Regions from separate parts of the Homo sapiens genome. Here region 2 is linked to region 1. Evidence: chromatin loops called from intact Hi-C (ENCODE). Cell type or tissue: CD4-positive, alpha-beta T cell. All regions are shown on one strand. Each heading gives the region's core, and the rest is flanking DNA. Links, peaks and the distances in the headings are about the cores only. Region 1 overlaps TENM1 (teneurin transmembrane protein 1). Region 2 overlaps TENM1 (teneurin transmembrane protein 1).

Region 1 (16,473 bases), core at 5,003-13,002:
CAGACAGAAAGATTGGTGGCAGCCAGTAGTGTTCTACCAGCAATCATTAAGATCATAATTCTGAAAAAAAAATGTTTTGGCCCCGACATATTTGAATAACATGTACATGTTACTCATATGAGAATACCAGGACTCCTTTTTTTAATGCTTCCTATTTCCTTTTTGTTGTTGTCGTTCAGAGGGGAAAGATAAGCAAGTCTTCGTCCCTCCCATGGTATGAGTAGAATCACTTTACAAGCATATGGATATGAAAATCACTTATTACAATTGCTTATAAGATCAGAGTTGTACCCAATTCCTATCACTAGCTATAACCCCAACCCCTTTCTCTCCCATCCAAGAAAGCACATCCAAATGCAACTCAGTGAGAGTGGCACTATTAGAGGCATCACCCTGAGTCCACTCATCTATACTTTTTAAAAATAAATCATTTGTGAATTTCAGCCCTCTATTATAGCAACAGGTGACCGCAAAACATTGGCATGTTTTGATCCTATATCTGAGCATTGCTGAACTGGAGCAAAGGGCCAAAACATGAGTGAAATTTGAGAATCCTCTGGCTCTTGTGAATACTGCTATAATAGTGACATCTCTTCCCATTGTCCCAGATGAGGGCTATGTACTTGTTTAGCTCCCAATTATAGATGCCAGGGTTCCTCTCCATCACTCCATTAGGTGTCCATGAGTGCCCTTTGTTCTTAAAGTTGTGCTGGTGGAGAGGAACTATGGAGTACAGGGGATCTTTCTTGCCAAATAACCAGACAACGGTGGTTACGAGAACATTTTCTTCAGCCTTTATTTGAAAAATTTGGACAAGGGTGAAACCTTTCCGAGGCTTCCCTAGCCTCTATGCTTTTTTATACTCTAGAATTTTTGCCTTTTGCTTTTTTTGTTTATTCTTAATATAGCGTGCCCTCACTATTTAACATATGATAGCTTGAAAAATACTTTTCTTGAAACTTCAGACACAGTTGTAATGTTTTCCTGATTTGTGCTTCAAACATTGCGTTCTATCTTTATAAATAACATTGGAGCGATTTGCATTCTTTGCCTTTTGAACAAATACAGGGTGACCATTTATAACAGTGTAATAAAAATAAAGCCCTGAAAATGAAAACTTTATAAATGTTCAGGATATCTCTTATTAGCTAATTCATTAAATGATACACTGTCAATTAATTCATAACCCTCCATTACCTACCTGCAAATAAATAATGAACTTGAAGATTGAAAATAATTGAAATACCTACATAAGACTTTAGTTTGAGTATAAACTAAATATGAAATTTTAAAGGATCATTACTTTTTTATATTTTCTTTTTGATATACTTCACTGGGTAATAACAGAAGCCACAATATCATTGTCAACATAAGATAAAACAGGGCAATTATCTATTTCATGTTTCATGGTACATAACAGATAACAGTTTCTTTCAAGGCTATAGTGAAAAGGCTTTGGCCAACCACTAATTTTAATTGCTAACTAATACCGTATACTAACGTTTAAATATTGACATTTAAAATTCCAAATTGTGCCATAAAGTAGAGCTCTTTACCACTCTACTTAGAAAAATGACAATTTTCTAAGATGACAAATATATTGGCTTCATTTTTCTTTTTTTTAACATTACGAAACTACTCTACAAATATTAGCAGAGTTATATCCATCTTGTATTTTCACAACCAAGAAAATTAGGTAGTTTGAGCAATTACTACAATAATTTAAACAAAATGGCATTTACCACAGCCTTATCTTTTTTTCTTGATTGTAAAGTCCTGGATTGTTTGACTGAGTTAAAAAACCAGACACTTATTGGCAGGAATATTGAGTATTATGCCTGAGGTTGGCTGATTGTACTATGTAAAACCAATACAGTGTACAGCACAGTTGGCTTCCCTCTATAACAGAGACAGGAAGAAATGGGCTGGGGGAGGGCTGCTTTGTGGATCTTTGACTAACTTGTATGCTTGCACAACAAATTGGAGAACAGGAAAAGAGATTAATTAAACTAGAAAGTAGAAAATTTGGACTTTCTGGATGTAGACCAGCACTCCCTCTAAAGATGAGTATCAGCTTATAGAGAGACTAAAATATAAATATGAATTTCAGCACAAACATGTCAAAGGATCATAGGTGCTTTATTGTTGACCTTCATTTCCAGTGATTGTAACAAAGATCAACCTAACTGACAGAAATTAACACAGCATACTATATCTTACCTGCTGGCTTAGTGAGAGGGCCATTCAAAGTCCTCAAAGGGATGTACTTGACAATCCGAAAAACAGTAAATAGTATCCAGGGCTGTGGAAGCCATGCAGAATGCAGTAATCCAGAACCAGGTTGAGCCCATGGAAACTAGAAAACATTGTAATTTATTGTTAGCTTTCCCCCAGAGCCTCTGTGACTGTTCTCCTTCAGTCATCTGCTTCAGTTGTGATATCTCCTCTCTATTTCTCTCTCCTTCTGACTCTTTCTGTTGTTGTCTGTGCGTCACTCATGCACATGCCCATTTATACATAAGTATTTATTAAGCATTACCTATCGAATGGACTTTATTTCCATTCTCAATCCAATGGTTTATTTAACTGATAAATCTGCTTTTAATAAAGGATGTTGGTATATTAATATTAAAGCAGTATTATTTGAGCCAGAAAAGTGATAAACTGTATTGTTTATTTTCTTCTGAAAACCAGTTTTCTTACCTTTTTATTCTTTTGAGCCTCTAATAATAATTACGAGGTTGAGAACAGAACAGCCAGATACATTTAAGTCTAATTTGATGATCATTGAGCACTATGAAGTTAATGGATATTAGCCGTAACATGCAAATCTTAAAACTACCTGCTCACAAGTTACAAAAGCTCTTTGTGACAGGTAAAATACCATTAAGTAGTAACATACATTTTGAGTTAGTAGTAATAGTTAATATTAATAAGAAAATATCTTCTCTTTCTTTTAAGCCTGTTTCCTTTTACCCCCTACTCCTGCCTAGAAGGGGAGGGCAGCTCAGAAAAGCAACCTCAGGAACCAAAGACTTCTAATTGGCCTTGAGAGATCTGACATAAGTAGTATGGCAATAACTCTTGGTGCCCTGATGTTCTTTGCACGTGTAGATTATATGGTCTTCAGAGGCATTAATTAATATTGCCTCATAAGAGCTCAGGAAGGTGGTTAAATACTAATACAGGCCCATAATCCCTTATCCAAAACCTTTGGGGTCCACTTTTTTCAGAATTTAGAATTTTTCAAATTTTACAAAGGTGCTGCTGTACATATACTGTATATTATATATACACTCACCCAGAGTGAGGTATGGGCCAGCACCCCTTAATAAAATGCATTAATACTTTCTTACCTAAATGTATGAAAATTCACAAAATAAGATAAATAAATGAAGACTATAAATGTCCTCATATCACTTCAGGTCAGGCTTTGCCACCAAAATTTATGAAATTAGATAAATAAGTAAAGACCATAAATATCCTCAAAGCATTTCAGGTCAGCTTTTGCCACCCAGTGAGTTAGGGGAAAACAAACTCATTTTTCAGAGATTCTTTGATTCCATAGTTGTAGATAAAGAATTGTGGAGCTACCCTTCCCCTTGGCCAAGGAGATAATGAAACACATACTAAGACCAGGAAGTACAGACATGATTTCTGACTCTCCGTGACCTTTTTCTAGAGCTATAGGAATATATGTGCCCCTTTTGACAACGTACACTGCATAGTAACCTTGGGAAAAAACATATTTAGGGAAGGTATTGTCACAGTGTCACTAAAGAAAAGAATGATCAATTTAGTACATGGATTTCAGAAAAGCTAGCCATGTATCTACTTTGGTCAAATTTTTCAAGAAAAATGTCTATTTGGCATTACTGTAATACTGACAATATTTATTTTTAACACCTACCGAAAATTATTTTGCATGTACAGCCAGTGCTGCTACAGTGCTCGTTTTATAAAGGTTAATTTTTTCCTTTGCCATTGGGATGTTTGAGAACAGTTTGAACTTAAGACAAATTTTGCGTTTGCATATGCGCAATTCCATCTGTTAAAAGCACTAGATGAATGCAGAAAACTGCATACAGCAGAATGAACTGCGTAAGAATACACAAAATGGGCACATGTATATACCTGCAATATCCATCAGCTATTTCAGCTCACCACATGTGGATAGGAGCCTGTCCCATCCACATCTGGTATTTAGAAGTTTCCGTCCTAATCAGATAACTTTCCTTTTCACCACTTCACAATAACTCACAATTTGCAACTCTTCTGGCACCCACTTTCACAAGATAAAGTGTCATATTTGGTATGGCATTCGCGTATCCCTTAACCATTAATATATGACAAACTATGCTGTCATTCTTATTAGGTTCCTTTTTTTTTAATGCGTCATTGATTATGTTTCTGAATGTTGCATCCCTAACTTCATTTTTTCCATAACCCTTTGGTTAGGTGTGATTTTGCATAGTGCAGTGAATTGCAGAAATGCATGCTTTGTCTTGTAGCAGAACTGACTGTATATGTTAATGAAATGTAAGGGACAAAACACCCTGATAGACACTCTGATAAGTTGCCACAGTATTTCTGAGCAGAGATACTCTAATTTCTTGTGAAAGCTTTCTCTAACACATTATCCAAAATAAGGTGTATTGGCAAAAAGAGAAGAAAAGGAAAAAAGAAAAAACTATGCGTGACACGTTTCTTCTTGCACTTACCTTTTGGAGACAGAGGCAATGTTGTTTCTGAAGGCTTATACTTCTATTAGTAGCTCTGCCACACTTAAAATGTCTCAAATCTACAGTTTGGAGGAATTTTGCTCCTGAGAAATTATCTTACCAAGTTATTTTAGGACCTCAAACCTGAAACTGGCTACTATCCAAGTATATTATGTGAATTAGACCTTTCCATTTGAAAACTTAATTTATTTTCAGAAAGCTTTGTAAGTAAGTCTGGATATCTACATTTGCATAATCACCACTCCCCCCTTCTCCCTTCCTCTCTCTGGGGCACAGAAGTGTATGGTTGCCAGATACATTTGGAAGTGAGTGTATGTGACTCGCAAACCCCTAGAATTGGTGTTCTAGAGCTTCTGACACTGAACACTAATGTATTTTTCATTAGTGTTTAATGTTGGGAAATCCCATTTCATGGATCCCAAGTATTAAATTACTTCATTTGGGAGGGAACAAGTGCATTCCCCATCTTTTTCCTGAGGTGAAAAAAAGAATGAATCTGAGATCATTTGCATTTCATAAAGGCTTAAGGTCTGGATGTATTCCACTCAGTGCAACAATCCAATATTGTGAAAGCGTTTAAAGACAATATGAACTAGCAGGGAAACTTCCACATATTTGAAATGTGGAAATAAAAATACACAGTAAAATAGATGAAAATCAAAATATCCATATATGTATATGGATATGCATTATACGTAGATAATCTAAATGACTAGACAAAGCCATTCTACCTGCAACAGAAATAATAATACTATGATTGCACTTTTCAATGAAGTAAAATTTTTATCATTTTTCATAATAGAGTTGCAAAGATTGTGAGGTAATCTAGCAGGCAATAAATCTGATGTCAATGAGATATTCTTTTTCTTTTGAACAACTGTACTGAAGAGAAACCCTTTCTCTTGCACAACTGTGCTGACAGAAACCCCTACTGATTAAGCTAGTAAATGTCATGCATGTTGTTTAGAGGGGTTCTGAGCACAAGACCTCAAATTGACTCCTCTTTTTCTTCTAACCTTGGACTTGCACCTTTTCCTCCCTTCCCTCGGGTCATTAAGTGCTCTCCCACACGTGGCATTAGACAGTAGATCTGTAGTGTGTCACTGGTGCTTTTTTCACATCATGAAGGGGCATCATTTTAAGCACCTTCTTCAGAGTATCATTGTCCTTTGTCATGGCTCTGGGAGGCATTCCACTAAGATCTTCAAGGGGAAAACCTACTTCTCTGTCAATTGAATAGATAGCCAGTGGCTACATCAGAATGAGAGCCAAAGGGAACACAGAAGGTGATTATCTGGGTCCCATGATCCAGTCAAACCCTCTTCTATTAGCAAAAGATTTTAGAGATCTTGCTCTGTACCCAGTACTTTGCTCAATGTCATACAGCATACAGGAGAAGTAGAAGGAAACCTTATTCTAAGAAACATGCAGTCTATTTTGGGAGAAAAGGCAAAACACATAGAATATGATGGGGATGCTATAATATTGCCAACTCAGGGATCAAATTTATGGCAAAAATAGTAAATGTTAAAGTCATAGAAGAGAGTCATGTTTATGTTCCGAAGTAGCATAATGGAAAGAGTGCTGGGCAGAGTACTGGGATTTCAGATAACATAACCCATGGGGGTGGGGGAGAGTTTTAAGTTCAGTCTATCTGTTAAAATGTCACTTAATTTACAAAAACACGTACAGAAAAAGAGTAAAGAAATCATCTGGCATGGGCAGGAAAAAGTATCCAAGTTGAATGACCTTGAGCAAGTCAGTTCACCTCTTTGGGTCTTGGGTTTCTCATCTGTAAAATGGCGAGTGGAGAGAGGCAAGCTTAACTAGGTGATCCCTATGATTTCTTCCAGCCTTATAGTTTTATACTTTTATACTTTTATTACATTCAATAAAGAAATAGTCAATAAAATGCATGCTCAAGCACATTTTACATGAATTAAATTTAATTGTTAGGAAAAGGGATTATTATTATCCTTATTTTACAAATGAGGGGTTAAAGCTTCTAAAGGGTAGAGGCAGAACTTAAACCCAGATTTGCCATACATCCCAGTCCAAGTCCTCTCCTCTTTCCACTGTGCTGTGTTGCATACCATTACACCACACTGCCTTCCTTTCTACATTTAAGGAGTCATGGTCAAAGAGAAAAGCAGACGTAATAAACCTAAGTGAAAAATCAAGAAAATGTGGACAATTCTTTGTCTCTAAATCTTATGAAGGAAAAGAGAACTCATATTACAGAGATCTGCAATACAGGGAATGGAGCATTAGCCAGAGAGTCAAGAGATGTGAGTTCTAGTCCTGGCCATGCCACTAACTTGCCAAGTGTCCCTGGACTTGTTTTCTCATTTGCAAAATGAGAGCATCTCCAAAGTCCTTTGGGTTTCAACATTCTATGCTTCTTTGAGTCCCCAAAATGGAAAGCACACTTCTAGTTACGGTTATGAGTATGAGCCCAGAGGTTTAAAAAAAGTTAATGAGATGTTAAGTATTTGTGATGATTTTTTTTAGTGAATATGGGATTTGAGCTGGGCCTGGAATAATGGGGGTGACTTAGGAAATTCATGAAACATTTTAGTTCTTTTAAAATATACAAGGATAGCTGACCATCTAAAGGAATCCTTTTTATAAAATGAATGATCACCACTCCCTTCTCTATCTATCTTTTGTACAATTCAGATTTTCATATAGTGAGTTTATTTAAAGGGAGAGCCACCTGTGCTAGAAAATACAGCCAAGAATTTGTCATGCTCTTGGGAGGCTAATATCGTTTTTAAAAATAAAAAACCATGCCAATGTCTTTAAAATTCAAGTTTGAAGTAAAAAGATTGAAAGAAGTGATTTTTTTTTTTTCTGTGATCAGCCACTGCAAAGTGGGCCTCAGCACAAACCAGCTGAGTCCTTTGCTAGGCATCGAAAGCCTCTGGCGTTTTTCTGCTTTTCAACTCTCAGTCATTTGGGAGGTGGGACAAGGCCATGCTGTCCACAAAGTTTATCCAGAACGTGCTGGTGTTACAAGAAATCACTTGACATCTATTATGTTTCTCCTGTGGAAGAGAGGTGGCTATCAGCTACAATAGTGATTTCTTTTTAAAGGGGTTTAATTGAGGTATTTCTCATGGGCCAAATTCTAACTCACTGTCTTTACGTGTGCCTGCCAGGAAAACAATGGAAAAATACCAAGCAATAGCAACAATAGAAGCCTGAGGACCGCTGTCCCAGGCTGCCCCTCTGCAAACGAGCAGAAAAAAAATCTGTTTCCTTGCTGCCTAAGCTGCCGCTAACATGGCAGAGCTCCTAGAAAGGTGTGGCAAAGGAAAAAAGTTGCAGACTGTGCTTTGCATGACCATGGAAATATGTATAACAACTTGAACAAACTTCTTTTAGCCTACCTTTTACAAGTAGCACTCTAGTTGGGGGGCTGACAAAGAGATTAGTTTCACACAGCCAAGCGACACACTCGTGAGCTGTTTTTCTAAAATATGGATTTGCTCCCGTATAGGCAAGCTCACATCCTTTCCTGAGGTAAGCCAGAAGGTGGCCTTATATTTTTATTTGAAGTGCCGAATGATTTTCCTTGCAACAAATTTGTGCCTTTTACTAGCATTTTCTGAAGTGAGAATTTTGCAACTGATGGAAATCAGCTCACTTCTGTTCTGTAACTTGGTGTCTTGTTGATGATTTATTTGTTCAGTAGCAGAAACTATGACAAATGGTGTGAGGCGGCCTCATTTACTTTTTAGCTGCTATAGCCCTAAAGAATTTACATGTAAATGCAACTGTGAATGTTTTACATTTCATAAGCATGCTGCACGTGCTTTTGTAAGTTAAGTGGCATTTTTACAGATAGACTGAACTTAAAACAACCTCCCTCACCCCACAGGTTTTATTATCTGAAATCCTGGTAAGTCTGTCATGCTGGTTTCCCTGACTGCCAAGTGGGAGAGTAAGTCTCTATTTTATGTTTCTCTTCTCTCCTCTTTAGATGTGCAGAGCAGCCCACACAACCAGTTCACCTTCAGACCCCTCCCACCGCCACCTCCGCCTCCTCATGCCTGCACCTGTGCCAGGAAGCCACCCCCTGCAGCGGACTCTCTTCAGAGGAGATCAATGACTACCCGCAGCCAGCCCAGCCCAGCTGCTCCAGCTCCCCCAACCAGCACGCAGGATTCAGTCCATCTGCATAACAGCTGGGTCCTGAACAGCAACATACCATTGGAGACCAGGTACTTGAGCTATTATTGATCCCACTAAACTTAAGTATTGGCAGAGGATGGTTCTACTGATTGCAGAAACTCATTTCATCACACACATCTGCAGAGACACACAAATGCACAAACCGATACACACCCAGATGCATGGGCAAAAAGGAAGACTCCTTCACAGGCGCAGATGTGCAAACAGACACAAACATCTAGATCCAGCCACAGCCACAGACCAAAGCAGATACACGTGAAAAGATGAAGCCGCAGATACATAAACACCCTGCTGTCACATATCCACAAAAACATAAAACAAAGCAATTATCTAAGCTGTCACTGCAGCCTCAAAGTGAAAGGCAATTGTCCCTTGTTTTAAAAAACTGCAGTATTACAAGAAAACCCAAACACAACTGGAGGAGGAGTGATCATTTCTATTTTATTTATTGTAAGATTCTTTGAAAAAATAAGTTGCCTTCAAACATTAAAAAAAAAAAGGATCAGCCTCATGTAATGGAAGTATATGTGTAAGTTTAAAAACTAAATTCTGCCTTTAGGGTGAAGCTTTTGGTCTTTTGAGCAAAAAAGTTTGCCTCTGTTTTTCTTCACATGTTTAGATTTCTAGATTGACTCCTCAGAGCTTTGTCATGATAAAAGTTCTACTCTTTGCAGTTCTAGGTCCCTTGATCATGATAGATTTTAGCACCAGATACAATTAATAAAGAAATTATTCATCATTTCTAGTCACTTTCTTAAATCAAACATTACAACTTTATATTGACATAGAAAAACACTAACTAATAAAACATAGATTCTATTTTCTTTGAAATTCAAGGACTTCCCCTTGTTTTTTTGTGTGCCTTATTTAGTTCTACAATGGAAGCTTTTATTTTTGTTTTATTTTTATAGATTCGGGGATACATGTGCATGTTTGTTACATGGATATATTGTGCAGTGGTGAGGTTTGGGCTTCTAGTGTACCCTCACCTAAAGGGTGAACATTGTACCCAATAGGTAATTTTCTAACCCTCACTCCCCGCCCATCCTCCCTTTTTTGGAGTCCCAAGGGTCTATCATTTCCATTTTTATGTCCATGAATAGCCATTGTTTAACTCCCAGTTATAAGTGAGAACATGTGGTATTTGATTTTCTGTTACTGAGTTAGCTTACTTTGAATAATGGCCTACAGCTCTATCCATGTTGCTGCAAAAAACATGATTTTTTTTTAAGGCTCTGTGGTACTCTATGGTGTATATATACCACATTTTCTTCATCCAATTATTCATTGATGGACACTTAGGTTGATTCCATGATTTTGCTCTTGTGTATTGTGCTGTGATAAACACATGCATGCAGGTGTCTTTTTGATATAATGATTTATTTTTCTTTGGGTAGATACCCAGAAGTGCATTGATGAATCAAATGGAAGTTCTATTAAAAATCGCCATACTGTTTTCCAGAGGTTGTGTTAATTTTTATTCCCACCAACAGTGTATAAGCATTGCCTTTTCTCCACATTTTCACCAATACCTGTTGTTTTTTGACTTTTTAATAATAGCCATTCTGAATGGTATGAGATCGTATTTCATTGTGGTCTTAATTTGCATTTCTCTGATAATTAATAATGTTGAGCATTTTTTCATCTGTTTGTTGACCACTTATACAGCACCTTTTGAGAAATGTCTGTTCATGTCCTTTGCCCACTTTTTAACAGGAATTTTTGGGTATTTTTTTCTTGTTGATTTGTTTAAGTTCCTTGTAGATTCTGGATATTAGTCCTTTCTTGGATGCATTGTTTGCAAATATTTTCTCCCATTCTGTGTGTTGTCTGTTTACTCTGTTGATTATTTATTTTGCTATGCAGAAGCTTTTTAGCTTAATTAAGCCAAATTTGTCTATTTTTGTTGTTGTTGCATTTGCTTTTGAGGTCTTGGTCATAAAATTTCTTGCCTAGGCCAATGTCCTGAAGAGTTTTTTCCTAGGCTGTCTTCTAGTATTTTTATAGTTTCTGGTGTTATATTTAAGTATTTAATCCATCTTGAGTTAATTTTTGTATACAGTGAGGGATAGGAGTCCAGTTTCCTTCTACCTATAGCTATCCAATTTACAGAAACTTTTTCTAAAGACATTTGTATGTAAAAAATGGGTATAATATACTACTTGATAAACAATGTCTGGTATCACCTTCTAATCTGATCTCTGGGAATTGGAATGGAAAGAGAAGGACTAGTCAACTCTCCTAAGACTGGTTGTTATTGTTTTTGTTGTTTAGCAGCATATTAAATTAAATACCAACCATGGCATCAGAGAATATTTCACCATCAACAAACTGCAAGTACTATGGCCCATGTCCAGGAAACAGTATCATCCATCACTTACCAGATTAAATGGTTTCATAAAGGGTGATTTCTGCTACATTCCAAGAGAAAAATATAGCAGTCAGCACCTATGGTGACAATAACCCAATTAGAACTATACTAGTGATAGAGTTTCTGTATTTATTTATTTATTTATTTATTTATTTATTTATTTATTTGAGACAGTCTCCTTCTGTCGCCCAGGCTGGAGTGCGGTGGCAAGATCTTGGCTCACTACAACCTCCACTTCCTGGATTCAAACGATTCTCCTGCCTCAGCGTCCAGAGTAGCTGGGACTATAGGCATATGCCACCACGCCCAGCTAATTTTTGTATTTTTAGTAGAGACAGGGTTTCACCATATTGGCTAGACTGGTCTTGAATTCCGGACCTTGTGATCTGCCCGCCTCACCCTCCCAAAGTGCTGGGATTACAGGCGTGAGCCACCGTGCCCAGCCCTGTATCTTTTCTTTTCTTTTCTTTTCTTTCTTTTTTAATTGAAAGGGGGAGGTGAGTAAAGGGTAAAATGCAAAGAACAATGTATATCTTCTTCAAGGAGTTTTCAAACAGTGGTTATTTCCTCATTTTACTTTTAGTTCATTTGCAGAGCTTAGTGATAGAGAGCTGAGGAAACAACAGGGCAATATGGTTAAGTAGCAGTTCTGACAAGCAAACACACTCCTTTCGTCTTTGAAGCCAAATAACAGAAAATCTGGGAGAGAGTGGGGAATGGGTTCAGGCAAATGGAGAGAGAAAATTATTCTTATTTGAAATGTACATCTAGGCATGTTTGTACAAACTGCACCCACGGACCTTCTGTATCTATGCAAGGAATATATTAATTGGTCTCAGTTTCTTAAGACGCAGAGAAGAACATAAGTTTTCATGTAAGAGTGAACAGAGTACCTTTTTAGTACATTTGAACATATATTTAGCATCACAATGATGATTTTTTAAAAGCCAGAAACGTTATTAGCTCTATCAACTAGCATTGTTCAAATATAGCCTTTAAAATGTTCATTTCTCATGTAGTCAATAAAGGTAACTGTGGGTATCCAGGAACTTATACATGAACTGTGTAACAGAACCTGTCTGAGCCTCAGCCTCCTCATCTGTAAAAATGAATATACAAATGCCTGACTTCCTAATTAGGAAAATCAAACTAACGTAGTAGAAAGTGCCTCATATACTGTAAAGCACTACACAATTAAAAGGTAACATTACTATCCCTACTAAGTGGCCACTTGCCTTTGCATAAATATCTCCAAAATAGGTAATTGGCTTATTCCTAAGTTATTCCACTCTACCTCAAACAACTACTAGAAGATTCTTTTTGAACCAAAATCTATCCCTTCTTAACTCTGCCCATTTTTCTCAAATCTAATTTTAGGGTCTCACAGAATAAGTAAAATTCCCCTTACAACTGACAGCCCTTCACTATTCTTGAGTCCTCTATTCTTTGTGCTAAATGTTTCCCCAATTCCTTCAACCTGTTCCTCACATTAATGGGTTTCAAATCTCCCTTCCTGGTCTCTTTCTTTAGAACACTCCAGTTTGTCCAAACTGCTCTTGAAATGTAATGTTCAAGGCTGAATGCAGGTGTGGGTTCTTATTAGCCTCTCTGGTTGCAAGAAGCCAGAGACATTCAGGTTGCCTCGAGTAATTGAGAACATCTTTTCAGTGTATGTGTTGTCAGTCCCCGGGAACGCGGGAAACTCTGGTCAATCCCCAAAGGAAAGGCAAAGACTGTGGATCTCTAGCATTAATAAGACTCAGCAGTTCTCTGCATTTTTGCTCCTCTCTGTCTGTTTCTTTGTCCAATAGCTTATTCTTTCCATCAGCTCAATATTTATTTTGTCTACCACATAGTTTCTACTATCTCATAACGATGTCTTTTCTCCACTGTACCACATGACTCCAAGAGTACCTCCTCACACCTCTCACCTCATCCCTTCAGCTGCATGTCCCATTGCTAACTGCATTATTATCTTGGTCACTGTAGGCTCAAAACCCTAAGAGGGAATTTGATTAGCCCAGTTCATCCCTTTTATAGCAGGCTGTGTTTCAGTTTTTTGGCAAGCCCTGGCAATTATTCTCATAGTCAACTGAGGCTACGGGGAGAGAAAAGTCATGTGATTAAAATAAACAACATGGCCATCTATGGTTGTCCCTTGAGGAAGGACCGTGAGCAGATTTGATGTTCCTTAGATGGGACTCTCAGCAGTCAGTCATTTTGACTGATTCACTGAGGATTTTATGCTATGACCAACAATTAGCCACCTCTCTTGTTCTAATTATGTATTTTCGTTAATGCTGTCTACTCCAGTATCAGCTTTTTTGGTGGCCACATGACACTATCCATACACATTGAGAACACCGGAAACTAAACCCCAAAGCCTGTTTAACATGTTCTGAAGCTAAACCACGTTTTATTTATTCTGTAAGTACATAGTTGATTCTTTTTCAGTTTTGTGTTTGGTATGGAAGATAACAGTGGAAATATATTTGGAGCCTTGATTTGGCCTAATTTGATCTCATCTTGTTAGCATGTGGAAATGTTGCTGAGTTCTAATTCTACCATACAAACTATTTGCTTTTGCTCTCAGAATTATGTCATCTGTAGGCTTGTTAGGTATGCTTCCCTCTTTTTTATGTAAGTTATCGATACAAATGTTACATAAGACCAGATTAGGGTTAGATCTCTGTGCATGCCACTGGTGACATTTATCTATTAGGCAACATTCTTTTACTAACAACCCACATTTCTCCATCTTGTTCATAGCCATATTATGGGAGACCTTGTTAAATGCCTTGCTGATATTCAGATATAGTATGCTTACATTCTTACCGATCTTCCAATCTAATAACCATGTCAAGAATAGAAATGAAATGAGATTGTCTAACATAACTTGTTCTTAGAGAATTTATACTGCTTGCTTTCTTATGGTTACTACTTTTTTCCTAAGCGCTCACAAACTGTTCTTTTATTAACCTGTTGTAGAATTTTGTATTTAATCAACCTGTTTCTTGGTCTAGTCTAAGGAGTCCATATGCTTCCTGTTTATTTTGAAAACTAAAGCCAATGTTTTCTGTTTCTAGTCTCCTGTCACACTTCAACCACACTACAGTTGCTAAAACTTTAGCAACTGTGACAGGGTAATCCAATCTCCAAGACCTCTGACCACTCTGGGATAGAATTTTAATTCATTTATTATAGAACAGCCAAATGCCTTTTAATGACTGCTTTGCCTATTTTAGCTTCAATTTATGGTTACTGATATTGATTTTACCATTTCAAGTCTATCATCATTCTTTTTCACAAAGAAAACTAGTACAGTAGTTGAGAAGGCCTCTCAGATATTGGCCATCCAATAACAATTTCATGGGTTGCATGTCTCTCCTACCCTTGCTCTTCTTGGTTTAAATATATTTTTTAAAAAGCACTTTTCTGTCATCTTTAGCAGTTTTTTTCTCAAGCCTCAGGCTCATTTGGGGTATAATTCTTCTTAGCATTATTTTCATCATGCCCTCTTAAACTTACTTATTTTTGGTTTTCATCCCTTTATTTTGGCACCTGTTCTTTTGAAATCCAAACTGAATGTGAATGGATAACACCCAGTACAGACACACTGGTTTCAACAGGTTAAAAAAAATAAAATATAATAACTTCCCAACTCTCTTAATTCATCTCCATATTAGAGTATCTCAGGGCATGAAATTGTACCTACTTTACTTCAGCAAGCTCTTTTCCTAAAGTCTGGGATTTGGGCCTTATAAGGTACTTATGGACTCTAAGATAAAATACTTCACTTCCTCTAAAGGTTCCTATCACCTTCAACTCACCAGTTTCTCTTTTTCTAAGTCAGTCAGAGAGGCAAGTTTCTTATTTTCTCTACCTTTTGGGAGGTGTAGTCATTAACACAAAAATTTGGGAACTTGCCATATATTTGCATTTTGCAAATCGATACAACTAGCAGATGTTTATGGAGTTGAAATCACTCATGTTTACTACCCTTTCCTCCTACGACGCTTTTGTGATCTGTGTTGAAAATCAGCATCCGTTGTCTCCTTCTGGCCAAGTGTCTTATTATAGACTCTCCAATCCACTACCTATTAGTCATGTGACATTGGGCACATTAATTATCATCACCATGTCTCGGTTTTCTCATCTGTAAAGTAAGGATAATAGTAAAACCTAGCTCATAAGGCCATTGTGAGCATTAAATGAGTTCCTAATTGCAATGTGCTTAGAGCAGCCATGAACATAATGAGCACTCCGTAAATATTAGTAATAATAATAGCAATAATAACACAAGAGATTATTTTACTTTTTGTCCCTATTGCTATCTTTATCTAACTAAAGGTATTTCTACCCTTCCATTCATAATTTCCTCAAAGTAAACATATACAACATCATTCCACTTCCTCTCTTAGCATGCTTTTAAATAGAATACACTTGGCCTGGCCCGGTGGCTCACACCTGTAATCCCAACACTTTGGGAGGCTGAGGCGGGTGGATCACCTGAGGTCAGGAGTTCCGGACCAGCCTGGCCAACATGGTGACACCCCATCTCTACTACAACTACAATAATTAGCCAGGTGTGGTGGCAGGTCCCTGTAATCCCAGCTACTCAGGAGGCTGAGTCAGGAGAATCGCTTGAACCGGCGGGGAGTGGGGATGGTTCAGAGGTTGCAGTGAGCCGAGATCGCGCCACTGCACTCCAGCCTGGGCAACAGAGGGAGATTCTGTCTCTAAATAAATAAATAGAATATACTCTTTCACCACCATGTTCCAAATCATCAGAACCATCCCCCTTCTCCCACATTTTGACGATACATACCTGTGAGGCTTTTTAAGACTGCCCTGTGATCAATCTTCAAAACAGCTTGTGCATTGCTGCCTGCCTTCTGTGTTATTCAGAAAAACAATGCCCTGTCTACCCAGTACATTGGGGATTGGGCCCTGCCCTGAGCCCTCCCTTACTCAGACGTCAGCCTTGCTATCTCCTTCTCCAAGCCTTCTTCTCAAAATTCCCAATGTCTAGATTATATTTTGGGGGCAGGGTGTTTTTTGCAACCCGGAAAGATGGGCACATTGCCAAAGATGGAGAGGCTGGGTGATGTGTGCAAGCATATGTACTCCAACATCCCTGGACTAAACTACTTATGTTATTGT
Region 2 (16,473 bases), core at 5,474-13,473, 65 kb after region 1:
ACTTACCCAAGATTATTACACACACTAGTTAGCAGCAGAGTTGAGATTTGAACCAAGAAACCTTGGCTCCAGAGTCCCTGCTCTTTATTATACCATATGACAACTGCCTCCCTTTACACAGAGTGAAATCCCCAACAGGGCCAGTTCTTTTTGCAACCAAACAGTAAGTGTTGTATCCTCAGCAACTAGGACAATGTCTAATACATAGGATCCAGCCAACAAATAATTACTGCATTAAAGGAGAAGACTTGAGGATCCGGATCATGAATCAACCCCATTTGAATAATACATTAGTGACTCTTTCAGAAGAACACTGTCATGGTGTCACTTCAGAAAACCCAGAACAAACTGGGTCCTTATAATCACCACTTCACTCTCTCTACCTCCTCATCTGTTCACATCTTATAAGGCAGATGAGAAGGTTTCATAGTTTTTCATCACTCATCGTTTTCCATCTTCTCTATCATATCCTGTCTTCCCAGCCTTTTATAAGCCCTGCTCCTTAACGTTAACTGTGAATAATAAGTTAATGACAGGGTTTTTAAAATTCCAATATCTAAAAGTTTGCAGAAGGACACATACCACATATTTATGGCTATGATTACATGATGCTAACTCAGAAAAGTGAGTTTCAAAGTATCAGCTACCAGAGGTTGTGGATATAAATCAATGAATACATTTCTATTTTAAAAATTTAAATAATATACAGGTCAAATGGGTAAGAGGAAGAGATAGCTGTGTATGTCTATTTCTTACTCTCTATAGTCACAAGTTTTATTTGGGTCTTTTTAAAAGAACCTGGTTACTATTGCCAATAAGTACTCAAACCAGGAAAGAGAGTAGGAGAATATTTAGGAATCTGAGAAACTCCCATCATCAATAATGAAGAAGTGATTGGCAGTGATTTGGACCATAGAGAAAGGGAGAATTAGTTGAGCAGAAAATGAAGTAAAATAGAAAAAAAATAAAATTTTAAAGAAGAATTAAAAGTACTGATTCATGTCTAAATTTATATTTTTGCTACGTTATTCATTAAACTGTTTTTTAAATTTATCCCATCATTATGCTGCTTATTCTTCCTGACTCCACAAAGCAAATAATAATACAAAAATAAATAAGATTTGAGTTATGGAGAGCACTTAATGGTGCTGTGACTTGAGATGAAACCACTAAATAATTGTGTCTGTCTGATAAGGAATACACAGATGGGCCCGTTATGCAACTGCAAATGGAGATCATATATTAAACTTGTGATAAGGTACCTAACTAGACATGTTATTTATAAATATTGCTGTAGTCTTGGAATGGAAAATATAAAATACGTAGTAAATGAAAGTTTTAAGATAATATAATACAGAACTGGGATATTAAAATGATTTATTACTCTGATAGGATCTTTTCCATCCTGAGTATTGGATAAAACTAGCACCATACTAAGGCAAAAGAAAAAAGCATGCTGCAATAGAGAATAATTCATTTCATTTAGGAGAGGAAAAGTAGGGATTCAAACACGTGGAGCAACAAAAAAGGTGTCCTCATTGCTCTGTTATACTATCTCAATCTTTTCTTAATTGGCATTTAATTTTAATGTTTCATCATGGCAGACTTGCAAAATGTGTTTTGTAAAACAGTTCAAGTTAAAATGCCTTTTGTTTTTTTTCTTTTAATTAGCGAAGTTCTTTCTTTCAAAGGGAATTCTACCTATATACGACACAACAGCTTTTCGGGTTTTCAAAAATGTTTGAAAGAGACCTCAAAACCATACTGACTACATTTAAATTGCTTTAAAAAGAAACATTTAAGTATGTTTTATTTATGTTCATGATGTAGTGCAAGCACAAATAATATTTTTAGTATAAAATGTATATGTATAGCCCTAGGAAAAAAAGAGAAAAGTTGAATGAAACTGCTGAGGCAATAGTAGATACCATAAATAAACATGCATTACTTCTTTAATTTAGTTCTTGAAAAATGCTTCTCTGAAACTAATAGTTTTCAATCCTGCATGTAATATGGTTATTATCAGGATAAAATTCAGATCTGAAGGTAATTTATCAAAGGGCTATAGTTCACTCATATGCCAATTTGATGTTTAATGTAATAAAAATGGGATTTATTTTAAGATGGGAAGATAACCTGGTTTCTGTAATGTTGGCAGTCACTGCATTTAATTCAAGTAGCATTTATTTTTGCAGTGATATTCCTTATTGCAGAAGCATCTAGTCTCACATCATGGCCACTGAAGTATCGGTCTGGTGAAATTGCTTCCCACGGGAGTTAGTTGAAAGCCTGAAGTCATCAGGGGTCACCATCTGGGTAATGTACTTCGTATATATTTCAGGAAGGGAACTGTCCAACATACAAGCAGATCTGTAGTTTTGACAAGCCTTGGAAGTAAAGTACAACAGCTGTAGCATTCCCTAGCCTGAAGGAACATGAAGGGAACTAGTAGGGGGAGAATGCTGACAAAAAGGGAAAACAAAGTATCTTAGAAAATATTATATGCTTTTGTCTTGGCATGCTGCGAAGCAGGACATGATCCATAATGGTCAGGACTTTATTTGTAAGATAGGTTTCAAACTTTCTAAATAGGTTTATTTAGTGGATTTAGAAAATAAAAACCCAAAATTCTTGCAACAAATAAATATAACACCCCTAGCTGAATATCTTTGCATTTCAAGGTGCAAGATGAATTCCTTGAAAGCAAAGTTACATTTGTCTTAAAAGTCTTATAATTTCAAGGTTAACTTGTATATTTATTATCAAAGCCCTATTTATTGTTAGGTGTATTCAAAAATTACCTGTAAGAGAGTGGACACAAAACCCCAAAAGATACATAATAACATGAAAAGGGGTCCTGTCTCCTGACAGTAGCACTATAAAGATATTTCAATAAATTTAAATACCTAAAAGGAATTCTTCCCAACACCCAAATTTTCCTTATTCAGATATTTTGAAGATAATTTTGTAGGCCACTAGATTTCAAACTATATTATTTGGATCTTTTGGACAGCCAATCCCTTTCAGTCAAATTCTGTTTTATCTGTTTTATGTATCTGGGAACTGTTCATATTTAATTGCTGAATGGTTCTGCTGCTTTGAAATGTTTTGAAAAGCCCAATTTTAGACAGAAAATAGCAATAAAAGAGATAGAATAAAACAATGAAACTATTCATTCAGCTTAACAAAGGTTTGTTGAGCACCTGGTATTTTAAAATTATATAATAATACATGAATACATTATCATTGTAAAAGATTCTAACAATACTATGAAAATGTCAAAGTATCCTTTTGGTTTTCACAGCTCCCTACTCTAAACATCAATAGTTTGGTATTCATTTTTCAGGTCTCTTTCTATGCATTTAAAAAATGTAAATATATATAAATACATATTTTCTACTAAAACCAGATCGTAGAATATGCATTGTTCTACAATATTTTTCATAAAATCTTAGAGCTTGTTTCATTTCAGTACATACAGATCATCCAGTGATGTGTTGATAAATGTTTAACAAGCTCTCTGGCCCAAAAAGCCTGATCTGCCACATTTCCTAATTCCCAGGATGTAAATACACCTGCCATGGTCAATTTCAACTGCCAATATAAAGTCATTGGAGGTGGAATTGGGAAGAGATGTGCACAGTTGGCTTTTGTAAACCAGTATAAGCCAGCTCCAGCATATCACTTGATCAGTCCTTTTTCTCTCTCTTTTTGGCTTTTTATTTTGAAATAATTTTAGACTTACAGAAAAGTTACAAATATAGCACAGAATCACTGTATTCCTGTCACTGAGCTTCTCCCAATATTAGCATCTTGCACATAGTACAATTACTAAAACTAAGACATTAACATTGGTATGAGGCTATTAACTAAACTTAGAGTTTAATTCAGAGTTCTCCAGTTTTTCCACAGTCTTTTCTGTTACAGGATTCTTTCTAGATCCCCATATTGTATTTAGTCATCATGTCTCCTTAGTTTCCTTCAATCTGATAATTTCTCAGTATCAGTCCTTTTAATTCTTATAAAGGATTTCATAGTAAGCGTGTACCACTCTTCCATAGATGGGTATATTGGTTGTTCTAATTTTTAACTACATTAATAAAGTCAATATATTAACAATGCAATGGCGAATTTCCTTGCACATGCCCCTTTATGCCCCACATGTGATTATTTCTTTAGTACAGACTCCTAGAAGTAGAATTCCTTGGTCAAGGAATATTCTCAATTTAAATAGTGATAGATATCAACATTGTCTTCCAAAGCCACTTTACCACTGTACACTCCTATCAGCAATGAAGAGTACTTCCTGACTACCAATCACAGAGTTAGGTACCAGAAACAGAAAAATGCAGAAGGCATTGTTCCTGCCTTTGGAGTGCTTAATAATGATGAGACAGACATGTAAACAGATATCTTTAATATAGTATGGTAGATTCTATGATAGGGTGCTAAAAGAGAAACATCATATCTCTTTGTGAAATGTAGGTAGTCCAAGATCATCACTGCTCAACAGAAATAATTGTGAACCATGTATGTAATTTAAAGTTTTAGAGTAGCCATATTAAAAAAGTAAGAAACAGGTGAAATTAATTTAAATAAATATTTTATTTAACCTGATATATCCAAAATATTATCATTTCAATGTGTAAATAATATAAAAATATTAATGTGATCTTTTATATTTTTTCTTTTATATCAAGTCTTCAACTCTGACTAGCCACACTTCAAGTGTGCAACAGACACATGTGATGAGTGGCTACCATATTGGATAGCATAGGCCTAAGTTATTCAGCATGTATTTCCCACATTTACTTCTGACGCATTCCTGTGGGATTTTTTTTTTTTTTTTTTTGAGTCAATGAGTGCCTCTTGAAAGAGAGTGGGATGGGAAAGGATTATTGATTATAAATGTTGCTAGAGACCACCAGTCTTATTTATGAGAAACATAGTCCAACATTCTAACAGTACGCAGAAAGAAAACTGCAGAGAGACTTGGAGGTTGCTACAGAAATGTGTACGTTAAGAAGAGGAAGAGCTTCTGTACATGGGGTCAGCCTACCTTGAGTTCCAAGGTGCTTGATTGAATTTGGAATTGAGGAGAGCCAAGACAATCCATTCATTACCTGAACTTTGTAATGAATTTATAATTTTAGAGCACAGCTCTTTGCAATTGGATAGAAAAGGAAGGAGAATAATTGTAAAATGTACAGGGCTCAGCATCAGGGAACATTTGCTAAAAGAGCATTAGGGACTGCCATTTTTAATCTGCTGAAAATACACCATTCCTGGAATATTTGAGTAGACATAAACATTCTGTCCAACCATTGAATTTCAGTGAAATGCAAATAACAGGATGGGTACTCCCTCAGAGATCTGGGTAGCATCCATCTCCATTCATTGAGTATATATATATATATATATATATATATATATATATATATATATATATATATATATATTTTATATATGTCTTAGGGAACAGTAACTTTGACCTTGCTTACAGTCAAGAGTGCTTATATTACATCTACTTCAACCAGCAGTGCTCATTTGGAGGTATATATTCTGGTATGTGAGATTTTAGGTTTATTACTTTCTAATTCTTATTTGTTGGTGACCAGCTTGCAAAGTTGGCTAGCGTACTGAGGTAACAAGATTATGGGTCCAGGACTTATGTGTATGAGTGTTCCTACCACTCTTTGCCTTTCTGACTGAGCTCACACTGGGCTCCTTAGTATTTCTCACACACTTCATGTAAGACTTCAGGGCTTTCTATAAATTCTGTTTTGTCTGCCTGGAAGATTCTTCCACTAGATATTCACAATGGCTTCACTTCATTCTAATCTTGGTTCAAATGTTACCTCCTCCAAGAGGCCTTCTCTGACCACCCTTACCTATTTTTACCTTCATAGCACTTATAACTACCCAACGTTATCTTGTTTATTTGTTGTTTTTTGTTTTTTGGTTTGTTCCCTTAACGTTGTATTCTATCTTATATTTTATATCGTGTATTTTTTATTTGCCTGTCTTAACCCACTACCCTCTCATGTAAGTTCTGGGAGGGTAGAGGTTTTTTTATGTTTTTGCTGCTGTAAACTCAGAAAAAAAAAAAAAAACAGTGCCTGGTTTAAAGTAAGCACTCAAAAAAGTATTTGTTGAATCAACATGTGAATATGACTTAATATTGCCCTGTTTGTTCATTACTAATTTTACCCTTATTCTAGCCAATTGGCTCATAATGTCTATTCTTGGGTTTGGGGGACTCACCTAAACAGTGTGGCTCTAAACACATAGCATAAATCTGGATGGGAATCCACTAGAAACTAAGGAAGCTGTCTTTATACTGCATCTAAAGCTGACATTCAGCCAGTGTGTACACACTGGTTAGACTGTATTAGTTGTTTATATCTGATAGCCATTTTGGTTGGCCAGTACCTATGTTTGGAAGAAATAAAAGGCCAGTAGCCTTGCCATGATACCTGTCTGTGGTCTGTAGCAAATAATTAACTTTCATTATATATTCACACAAACATATATTACAAACAGCTTGTTCCCTGGGAAAGATATAGTAAGTTCAAAAAATTACAAAGCTTCACTGCTCTCAAAGAGTGTTCTACTAAATGTGCCCATACCTCTTTATCTGTCTTGATTGGCTGGAAGCAGTCCATTTCATTCGATGGTGAAAAATTAATCCTTACCTTATATATTTTGAAGTGAATCTCACCACATGCATTTTCTCGCATTTTCAAGTGCCGCCAGGAAAGTGGCTCAACTTAAAGTATATAAAATAGCCCCCTTAGTCTTCTAAATGAGATCTACTATTCCTTTTGTTATATATGGTCCATCTAATTTCACAGAAGTAATTGAACCCAGGGAATGAAACACATTTTCAATATAGCTCCTACTATCCATCATATTCAAATTATTTGGGAGGCAGAGTAGACCAAATTTTCTGTAAAACGGAAAAATACCTCTAATTGGAACAGGTGTGTTAAACTAGAGTCCATTGGCAAGGAAATCTCAAGGATGTCACTAATATAGCTTTATTAATGTGCCATACCATACCTTACTCAGAACCACTATCCTTTGAGTTAAAATTATTTCCAATAATTGCAAGAGAAATTCATCAGGCAGCACTGGCCTTAATCCAAAGAAAAGGGTAGAAACCAGTTAAATGCTTAAAAGTTTTAAGGATAAATTAGGAAGTAGGTGTTAGAAATCTCTTTAGCTCCAACTAAAAGTGGATGAATGATTTTTAAATAGGCTATCCTTCTCTGTTCTCGGTCACTAACTCAAATACTATACATGAGTGTTACACATACTAATTAGCCCCTTTCAGTTCACCTAGGAACACAAAGAGAAATACGAAATGGCTTATGAGCAGATTCACTTTTTTTTTTTTTTTTTTTTTTTTTTGCCTTTTGATAGGATTTGGTTGATGTTGAAAAATGCAATGAGAAAACAAACAAGAGGTTTCTCCAGCTTTTTGCCCTAGGAACTGTTTTCTCCTAACATTCTCTCCCTTCAGTGACTTCATTCACTCTCACAACTTCAACTATTGCCTCTGTGCATATATGACTTTTCATTCTTTTTCTAGCTCTAATATCCTCCAGAACTTCAAACCTCCTATAGTTAGCATTCACTATCTGGAGGGCCCATCAGTCCCAGACACCCAACAACCCCAAAGGCTGAATTCATTGCATTCCTTGCATCTTCTCATCCTGTCTCAAGCCACATATTCAAATAGTCATCAATCAACAAAACACAAATCCAGTACCAACTATTTGTAGCAAGTGCTAGACTAATAAAGAATTCTCTAACTCTATTAATGGTTCCACCATTGTTTCAGTTAGACTCAAAACCTTAACCATTTTGGATTCCTCCCTCCTTTCTCTCACTTTTTTCTACGCCCTCCCACAGCACACCTATACACATGCATGAATGTGTATACAAACACACACAGAGACAGAGAAAGCGAGAGAGAGGGAGAGAGAGAGAGAAAGAAACTTCTTGCCAAATCCTGAAATGCCATTTATGCAATTTCTCCTTAAGAAATCTCCTTCTTTGCATTCCCACTGCAAATAACTGAGACACTCCTGTGACACTACTCTAATTGGGGCACTAATTACTTCTTTCCTAAATTATTGCAATGCCATCCCAATTGATTTATTTGCCAAACCTTTAGGTCTCCAATTCATTCTTCTCCATACTACTACTGGATTTATCTTTCTGCAAAGGATGTTTTTATTATATCAGTTATTTGCCTAAAAACCTTCAGTGCTCCCCACTCTCAAATTAATCATCCGAAAAATTCTGATCATATCACTCAACCTGTCAAAAAATAGAAATGCCTCTGCGTTGCCTAATAAGTTGAATCCAAATGTATAAGTGTGGCACCAGTGTGCTCCACAATATGGCTCTAATCTTCCTTTCTGGCGTTAACTTCCACTGGCACCAGCACATAGCTAAGCTCCAGTGAACCCCAGCAACTTCTTTTGCCTCAGATACATCATGTACTTTACAAAGTCATATTTTGTTCAGCCCTGTCCCTTCTCCCCACCAATCGTTGTCACCTGTCAAAGCCCTACACATCCTTCAAGGTCTATATCTACTCCCACTTCCTTCAAAAATTATTCTTGATCAGCCCAACCTATTTTAACCTCCTGTTCCTTTAAACCGAAAGCTTTCTTTTTCACAGATGGCAAATGTTACACATGTTCATTGTAAAAAAAATATGGAAAACACAGAAATCATAAAAAAAATAAAAATTCTCTGTAAGCTTCCCATGCTGTTAACATGTTGCTATATATTCTTCCAAACCTTTTTTTCTCCAGACATGAACATGTGCACACATACACAAACACACACACTTCAGATCACACTATTTATAATGTTTAGTAGCCTAATGTTTTTCATTTGATACCTTATGAATATTTCCCATGCCATTGCATGGTCTTCTGCAACATGATTTTTAGCAGCCGCATAATCTTGTATTATTTACTATCTCATCAGTTATTTGATTAATCCCCTCTTGATGAATATTTAGATTGATCATAACTTTCTAATATTGTTTTCAGATGTTACAATAGACAGCATTGTACTTTGGCAACATTCATAGTTAATTCACAGAAATTAAATTGTTAGCTCAAAGGGTAAATCAGATTTTAAGTTCATTTAATAAATGGTGCCACATTGCCCTCCAAAAAAGGTCACTGTATTTTTATACTCTCATCAGGAGTGTATGAGAGTGCCCATCTTCCTGCACAGTGACCAACACTGGGTACTTTTTAATCTTCTGATAGCAGTTTAAACCTGTCTTATGTCAATCATTCTGCATAATATTATTTTATCCTGGTATTACTACCAAATCCCACCCTAATAAGCATCTACATTTTAACACCGGCAGCAACTATCATAGGGCTTTATTCATACTAGGCGTTCAGGAAATATTTGCTGAACTGAATTGAATTAAAGCCATAGAGAAGGTCTTCCATGTTCTCATGGTAGTCTGTCCACCATTACTCTGTAATAGTTTCCATATGGAAACTAGTGTTACATGACTAAGGGGAATGGAAAAGGAAAGGGTCACAGCAGTGAGAAGTTAAGTCTAATTGTACTATAGTTGATTCCAATTTCTAATCCTATCATTGGGATAGCTTTAGCCTCAAAATGTTAACAACAGCTACTTTAACAGCTGTTAACACTTATATGTGTGTCGTAGCATGTAAGTAGCTACATGTATGATGTATAGGTATAAACTCCCAGTTACTTGGCCTAACTAAAAGAAAACTGTTCGTAACATTTTTAGGTGCAAAGGGATACCTGGCTTGGAGATGTTCTCAGTGAGTCTGGAATAAATTAATGTATGGCTTGTTCTCTTGCAGCAGTGCATTTGTTCGGCCTGACTTGGCAGTTGCAACCAGTTGAAGGAGAGCTGTATGCAAATGGAGTTAGCAAAGGGAACAGGGGGACCGAGTCCATGGACACTACTTACTCTCCAATTGGAGGAAAAGTTTCTGATAAATCAGAGAAAAAAGGTACAGTGATCAAAATGATTGATTGTTGATTACTTTTCTTCTAATTTGGTCATTAGAACTGTAGCTGGGATGGTTTCACTTCACATTAAATTTCATGATCACTTGAAAGAAGTCCTCTACGTGGACAGAATAAATGCATGTAAATATCTTGTGAAAGCAAATTTTCCTTGTTTCCAGTGCCTTGAGTATAAACCAATTAAAGTTTTCAAATATGTTGGCAATTTTGAAAATAGATAAATATTTACAGAATGGAGGCTTCAATACAATGGAAATTGCATTTCGCATATAACTACCCTGAAGCAACGTGGGATTTTGATTACATTCTCTGTGTCCAAGCCCAGCATTTATATATAACATTTTACAAAGGGTATATGGAAATTTCTTCTGTTTGTAATACGAAAAAGCTTTTTCTGCTTAATGTAAAGGTGAATGTTTATGTCAAAGTTGGATAACATGATTTTTTTCTAGTTTGGGAACATGAATTCTTCCTAGTTGGGAGAAAGAAAAAAAAAATCACTTTGAGTCCTGAACTGTTAAGTTTAACCAACATGAGCTTGAACTACCTGACTTATTTATAATAAATGTCACAGTACCAGCACTCCCAACATCTTATTCACACTGAATGATCTTAGTCTTAATATACAAGCAGTGAAAATAGCTGGAAATTTATATTTTTATTGAAATAGGATTCAGTACAGAGGGACTTGAGCCTTGTAAAATTCCAGGAAGTCAATTTAAACGGTAGAAATTGAGAATAATATATATAGCCAGCAATATCCTGAGTAATTTTTGGAGACCAAACGTAAATAAATGAATGAATGACCAAAACCTTACCTCCAAGAAGCTTACAATTTTATACAGGTGGTAACACAGTCTTATTTTGGTTCATTAGTTGCAACTAAGACATCATTTTTTAATACAGTAGTTATTTGGGTTACTACTCTTCCCTTGTGTTTTTAATTCCTTTCGTGGTGGCGGGGGGGTTGTTTGTGGGTTTTGTTTCCTCTTGTTTTTGTGTGCTTTTGAAAAGGTAACTGTAATCCATGCTTCAGTAAAAATTAATGCTTAGGGTTCAGGAAAATATTATGGTTTGCTCTAGTTTTCAATTCATGATGCAGTTTGCTGTATGTTCTCATTTCAAAATACTTGTTTCTAGCCTGGAGTGACCTTTCCCAGCAGTTTCACTGTTACTCCTGAGAGTGGCTGAGGAGAGTAGAGGGGTCAGAGGTGGCAGATAAGAAAGTCTGCCACACTCACTGCTCAGATTTTTCTTCCTTATCTCCCTTACCTGCTTTTTCTCCCTTACCTTCTCTTCTGCTGTTTTATCCCCTTATATCTGAAAGTACAAGAGCTATCATTTGGTATTATCTGCCTAGGGTTTCTTGCCATTCACACTAAAAATCAGAATTTATCTGTCTGAGGAAAATGAAACATGCAAGACAGCAGGTCATCACATAGTTGTCATTATAGTATATTTGATTTTATATTCTAATTCAGACCTCTTTTGATTCCTTTCCATAAAGTAAGTTGATGATGATGGCTAAAATTAAATTAAAATTACCACGTGTCAAGAATTGTTCCAGAAACTTTACATGGATTATATCATGAAGGTCACATTATGGTCCCCATTGTCCAAATGAGAAACAGAGGCACAGAGAGGTTAAGTAACTTGCCCAGTGTCACAGAGCTAGTAAGTGGTGGTCTGATTCCAGAGTCCAGTCTCTTAACTTCTACACTGTACTAAAATCCTCATATGGAATATCTGTGAAGACCACAAAAAACTTTTTACACAATGAAAGCAAAGTCCCAGAGTCTATTCGTGATAGATTTTAGAGAAATTCTACTCACCTCTATTTTTAATGTGTTGTGACAAGTCTCATAAATGAAAAATGATTTAAGTTTCTGCTCAATTATAACAACAAACAGAGCAAACCGACTTCAATTAAATACTTTATTAAGAAAAATCATTATGGGTTGATGCCTCATATACCAAGTTGCTAGCTTATCCTGACTTTTTCTGGAAGCCTGAACAAAACCTTAACTATAACTGCACATCATGGTTTTGCTGTATTAGGTCTTTACTGCATATTACTTACCAAGTAAAAACATAGCTCCTTTTTTTTTTAATGCCATATGTATACTAATCCAAACCTTGCAGAAGATATAATACAGTAGAAGGATATTTTCAAATGTTCAGTTGTATCCTTTTATGATTTTCTACATAAGACACATCCCATAAATACAGCTCTAGAAGCTTGTCCTGATACTGTATGCACTAAAATATGAAACTGACAACCAGACCATTCTTCCTAAATTGTTTTCTCTACTCTCCTAGAAGATTGGGCATTATAGCACTGTGGTTAAAAGCCTGGATTCTGGAGTCAGAGAGACCTGGCTTTAAATACTAACTGTACCATCATTATCTCTCCAACCTCAAGTAATTGACACAACCTCGCCCAGCCAGTGCCCTCATCTGTAAAATAAGGGTGATAATAATAGTACCTGTCTCATATGGTCATAGTAAGGAGTTAATTAAACAATTGATATAAAGCATATAGCACAGTGTCTGACACATTGCTTAATTTAGCAGCAGTTATTATCGGACCAAAAGATTGGAAAATCACCTTGAGGTTTTTGAACTTCATTGACATTCCGTTAGGTGCTATAGAACCTGCTTTCAAACCACTATGAACTTTGCAGTGAATGATGACCTTCTTGAGATCGAAGTGTTTTCTCTCTTTAAAGTTTGGTCTCTACTCACCAATCTAAAACCTATTATTTTTAAACTGTTACCACTATCATCATCAGATAATGATGAATGGCACTTTCTTTTATTATACTTTAAGTTCTAGGGTACATGTGCACAACGTGCGGGTTTGTTACATATGTATACATGTGCCATGTTGTTGTGCTGCACCCATTAACTCGTCATTTAACATTAGGTATATCTCCTAATGCTATCCCTCCCCACTCCCCCCACCCCACAACAGTCCCCAGAGTGTGATGTTCCCCTTCCTGTGTCCATGTGTTCTCATTGTTCAATTCCCACCTATGAGTGAGAACATGCGGTGTTCGGTTTTTTGTCCTTGTGTTAGTTTGCTGAGAATGACGGTTTCCCGCTTCATCCATGTCCCTACAAAGGACATGAACTTATCCTTTTTTATGGCTGCATAGTATTTCATGGTGTATATGTGCCACATTTTCTTAATCCAGTCTATCATTGATGGACATTTGGGTTGGTTCCAAGTCTTCGCTATTGTGAATAGTGCCGCAGTAAACATACGTGTGCATGTGTCTTTATAGCAGCATGATTTATAATCCTTTGGGTATATACCCAGTAATGGGATGGCTGGGTCAAATGGTATTTCTAGTTCTAGATCCTTGAGGAATCGCCACACTGTCTTCCACAATGGTTGAACTAGTTTACAGTCCCACCAACAGTGTAAAAGTGTTTCTATTTCTCTACATCCTCTCCAGCACCTGTTGTTTCCTGACTTTTTAATGATCGCCATTCTAAAGGGCTAATATCCAGAATCTACAAAGAACTGAAACAAATTTACAAGAAAAAAACAAACAACCCCATCAAAAAGTAGGTGAAGGATATGAACAGACACTTCTCAAAAGAAGACATTTATGCAGCCAACAGACACATGAAAAAATGCTCATCATCACTGGCCATCAGAGAAATGCAAATCAAAACCACAGTGAGATACCATCTCACACCAGTTAGAATGGCGATGAATGGCACTTTTTAAAGAAACATCAAATTCTACTGGAATTGGTTTCCCATTAACAGTTGTTATATATATATATTATATATCTGCTTCTCATGAGAAAACAGAATTTTCTCACCACTTAGTTATCCAAATGAAAGAAAAAGAGTATTTGATTATAGACATTTAGTATGCTAAAAAATTTACGAACACTCTAGAATTTCAATAAGCAGATATAAGTCACAACCACATACTGTAATCTACCAGAAAAATCTCAGTTGTCAGTATTAAATATTTATAAAATTGAAAGTATTGTACCAAAATAGTCCCTCACTACATTAGAGTCTTACAAACTAGTCATAATTTTTTTTTTTTTTTTTGAGATGGAGTCTCACTCTGTCGCCCAGGTTGGAGTACAGTGGTGCAATCTCGGCTCACTGCAACCTCCGCCTCCCAGGTTCAAGTGATTCTCCTGCCTCAGCCTCCTGAGTAGCTGGGACTACAGGTGCCCACCACCACATCCAGCTAATTTTTGTATTTTTAGTAGAGATGGGGTTTCACCATGTTGGCCAGGCTAGTCTCAAACTCCTGACCTCAAGTGATCCACCTGCCTCGGCCTCCCAAAGTGCTGGGATTACAGACGTGAGCCACTGTGCCTGGCCTATAACTATTTAACCAGTAAACATTATGTAACAACTGCTTTAAACAGAGCAGAGGATATGAACAAATAAAAGACTTATTCCTAGACCTGAGTTATATAATGTCTATAAATAAAATTAAAAATAACTACCCCCACGTAATTTATCAATAAATTAGAATGTTAAAATCTTAAAGATTATCAAATCCAATATCCTTATTTAGAAATTAAGAAAATTAGGTCCAGAAAAGTTGAGATCACATAGAAAGAGCTGGGACTAGGAGAGAAGGTACCGAGTTTCACGTTTTATATTTTTCACCTGTTATTGTAATAGTATAGGATAAACTAAGTATATAAATTTCTGAAAAGGTTTTCAATAAGTATCACAGAGAAAAACTGAACAAGTAAAACAATTGATTTTATTCAGGCTATTGCAATAGGGAGGTTTGTCTTGGTCTTATTAGGAAGGGGTAGATGGGTTACATGTGAGATGATTTACTGGTGGGATCGTGTTGCAATCAGGGGAAGTATCAGTTAGCTGAACAGGAAATGTGTATCTTTGTTTCTAGCTAGTTTCAGGGAAACAGACAGTTCTAATCTCAACTAATTATTCATGAGACAAAGAATAGGAAATTGGAGGGTCTGTATACGGCCTTTCAGTGGGTTCAGGCAATAGGGGAAAAGTCTGTGTTTGGTCTTTTCAGGGGTGGAATTATAGGTGAGTCTTAGGGAAATCATGGGAAAGAAGGGACAGAGAGTTTTATCTTAAGTCATTTAGGGAAGGGTGTTTTGTATGTGTTTGTTTGGACTTTTGTTTGTTTGTTGTCATTGTTACGGTTTTTTTGCATAAGCCATTTCCCAGGACACAAAAAAGTGGGAGAATTTCGGAAAACAAAAGGTTGGGGAATTTCTTAAGCAAAATTGTTTTCCAGGAGCATTAAGGCTCAGGTAAAGTCTTGTATTGTCAGTAGCAATATAAATGGAGATGAAATTTATTGGGTAGTTGAGGATACTGAATTCCTGCAGGTTGGATGCCAAAATAGAACACTGGGAACAAAGAAGGATGGGTGGGGAAAGACAGAACTAAAGAATACTAAAAGCAGCCTTTATCTCCATTACAATTTTGCATAAGCCTGGCCTTGGGGGAAAGTGGCATTTCTTTTAAATTCATCCTGCACAATCTATCTCCACAAAGTTGAAAAAAAATGACGTTTTTCTAGTCAGTGTCTGCTGAATATATGACCATGTAAACAAAATACAGCTGATTGATATGACACAATTTATAGCCTGTCATGAAGATGCTTTAGCCAAGACCAAATAGTGACTACTGCCTCACCTCTCTAGGCTCCAGTTTCTCATCTGAAAAATAAGGGAGTTGGCTTTCAACCGTTTCTAGGGGCAGAGAAGAGGCGGGGCTAGCAGGCAGTGAAAACGTTTTTACAAATTAAATCTTACCCAGAAATTACAAATTTAAATAGAAAACAGATAAAAGCCAAGTTTCTCCAGATATGGCGAGGGAAGGGGGCAGATTCCTGGCAAAACTCCCGTTCCCTTCCTCTTTGCTTTATTTGCCCTCTATTCTCTCAGCAGCTGCTAAGGCTTTGACAAAACACAAGGCTAACTTATCTGTAAGATCCCTTTCAGCTGTACACACTATGCGTTAGTGTTCAAATTCTGCAGTTAAGGAAGAATAATGAGCCAATACAAGTAAAAGTGGACCTATTTTTGCAAAAGGGATATACTCCTGGAAAGAGGTTGAAATGTATATCTATAAAGTTTGTAAAACCACATTTGCCATTTAAAATACTTGCAGAGAATTCCGTTGCAATTCAAACAATTAATTCCCAGTTTCCTACCTTATAAGTTTGGAGTTTTGACATGTATATAACACAGCTTGCACTTAGCATTTACAATTGTAAAATACTTTAATGTCTTTTATCCACATAATAGTTTTATTCTGTGGCAGCTATCGTTACCTTTTCTTTTTTTTTTGAGACGGAGTTTTGCTCTTGTTGCCCAGGCTGGAGTGCAATGGCGCAATCTCGGCTCACCGCAACTTCCGCCTCCCGGGTTCAAGCGATTCTCCTGC

What was found. Peaks named below come from ENCODE experiments on the same cell type or tissue, not always from the same donor. Only the 100,000 strongest peaks of a DNase experiment are listed, where the experiment ranks them.
Region 2: it touches region 1 in a loop (5-fold over the local background); 2 of 110 quality-filtered maps call a loop at or near these places.

Annotation. Positions count from the first base shown.
Region 1 is chrX:124,729,452-124,745,924 of GRCh38, reverse strand. It overlaps TENM1 (teneurin transmembrane protein 1), which reads left to right. Exons shown (of 35, transcript NM_001163278.2): 7 at 8,728-8,968. Among named protein-coding and RNA genes, the nearest start is that of SH2D1A, 390 kb to the right of the region's middle. In CD4-positive, alpha-beta T cell, for the core only: no CTCF peak of the experiment used is centred there; DNase peaks (open chromatin) are centred at 8,824 and 9,164; H3K4me3 peaks cover 1,147 bases.
Region 2 is chrX:124,665,244-124,681,716 of GRCh38, reverse strand. It overlaps TENM1 (teneurin transmembrane protein 1), which reads left to right. Exons shown (of 35, transcript NM_001163278.2): 9 at 9,882-10,034. Among named protein-coding and RNA genes, the nearest start is that of SH2D1A, 330 kb to the right of the region's middle. In CD4-positive, alpha-beta T cell, for the core only: no CTCF peak of the experiment used is centred there; no DNase peak of the experiment used is centred there.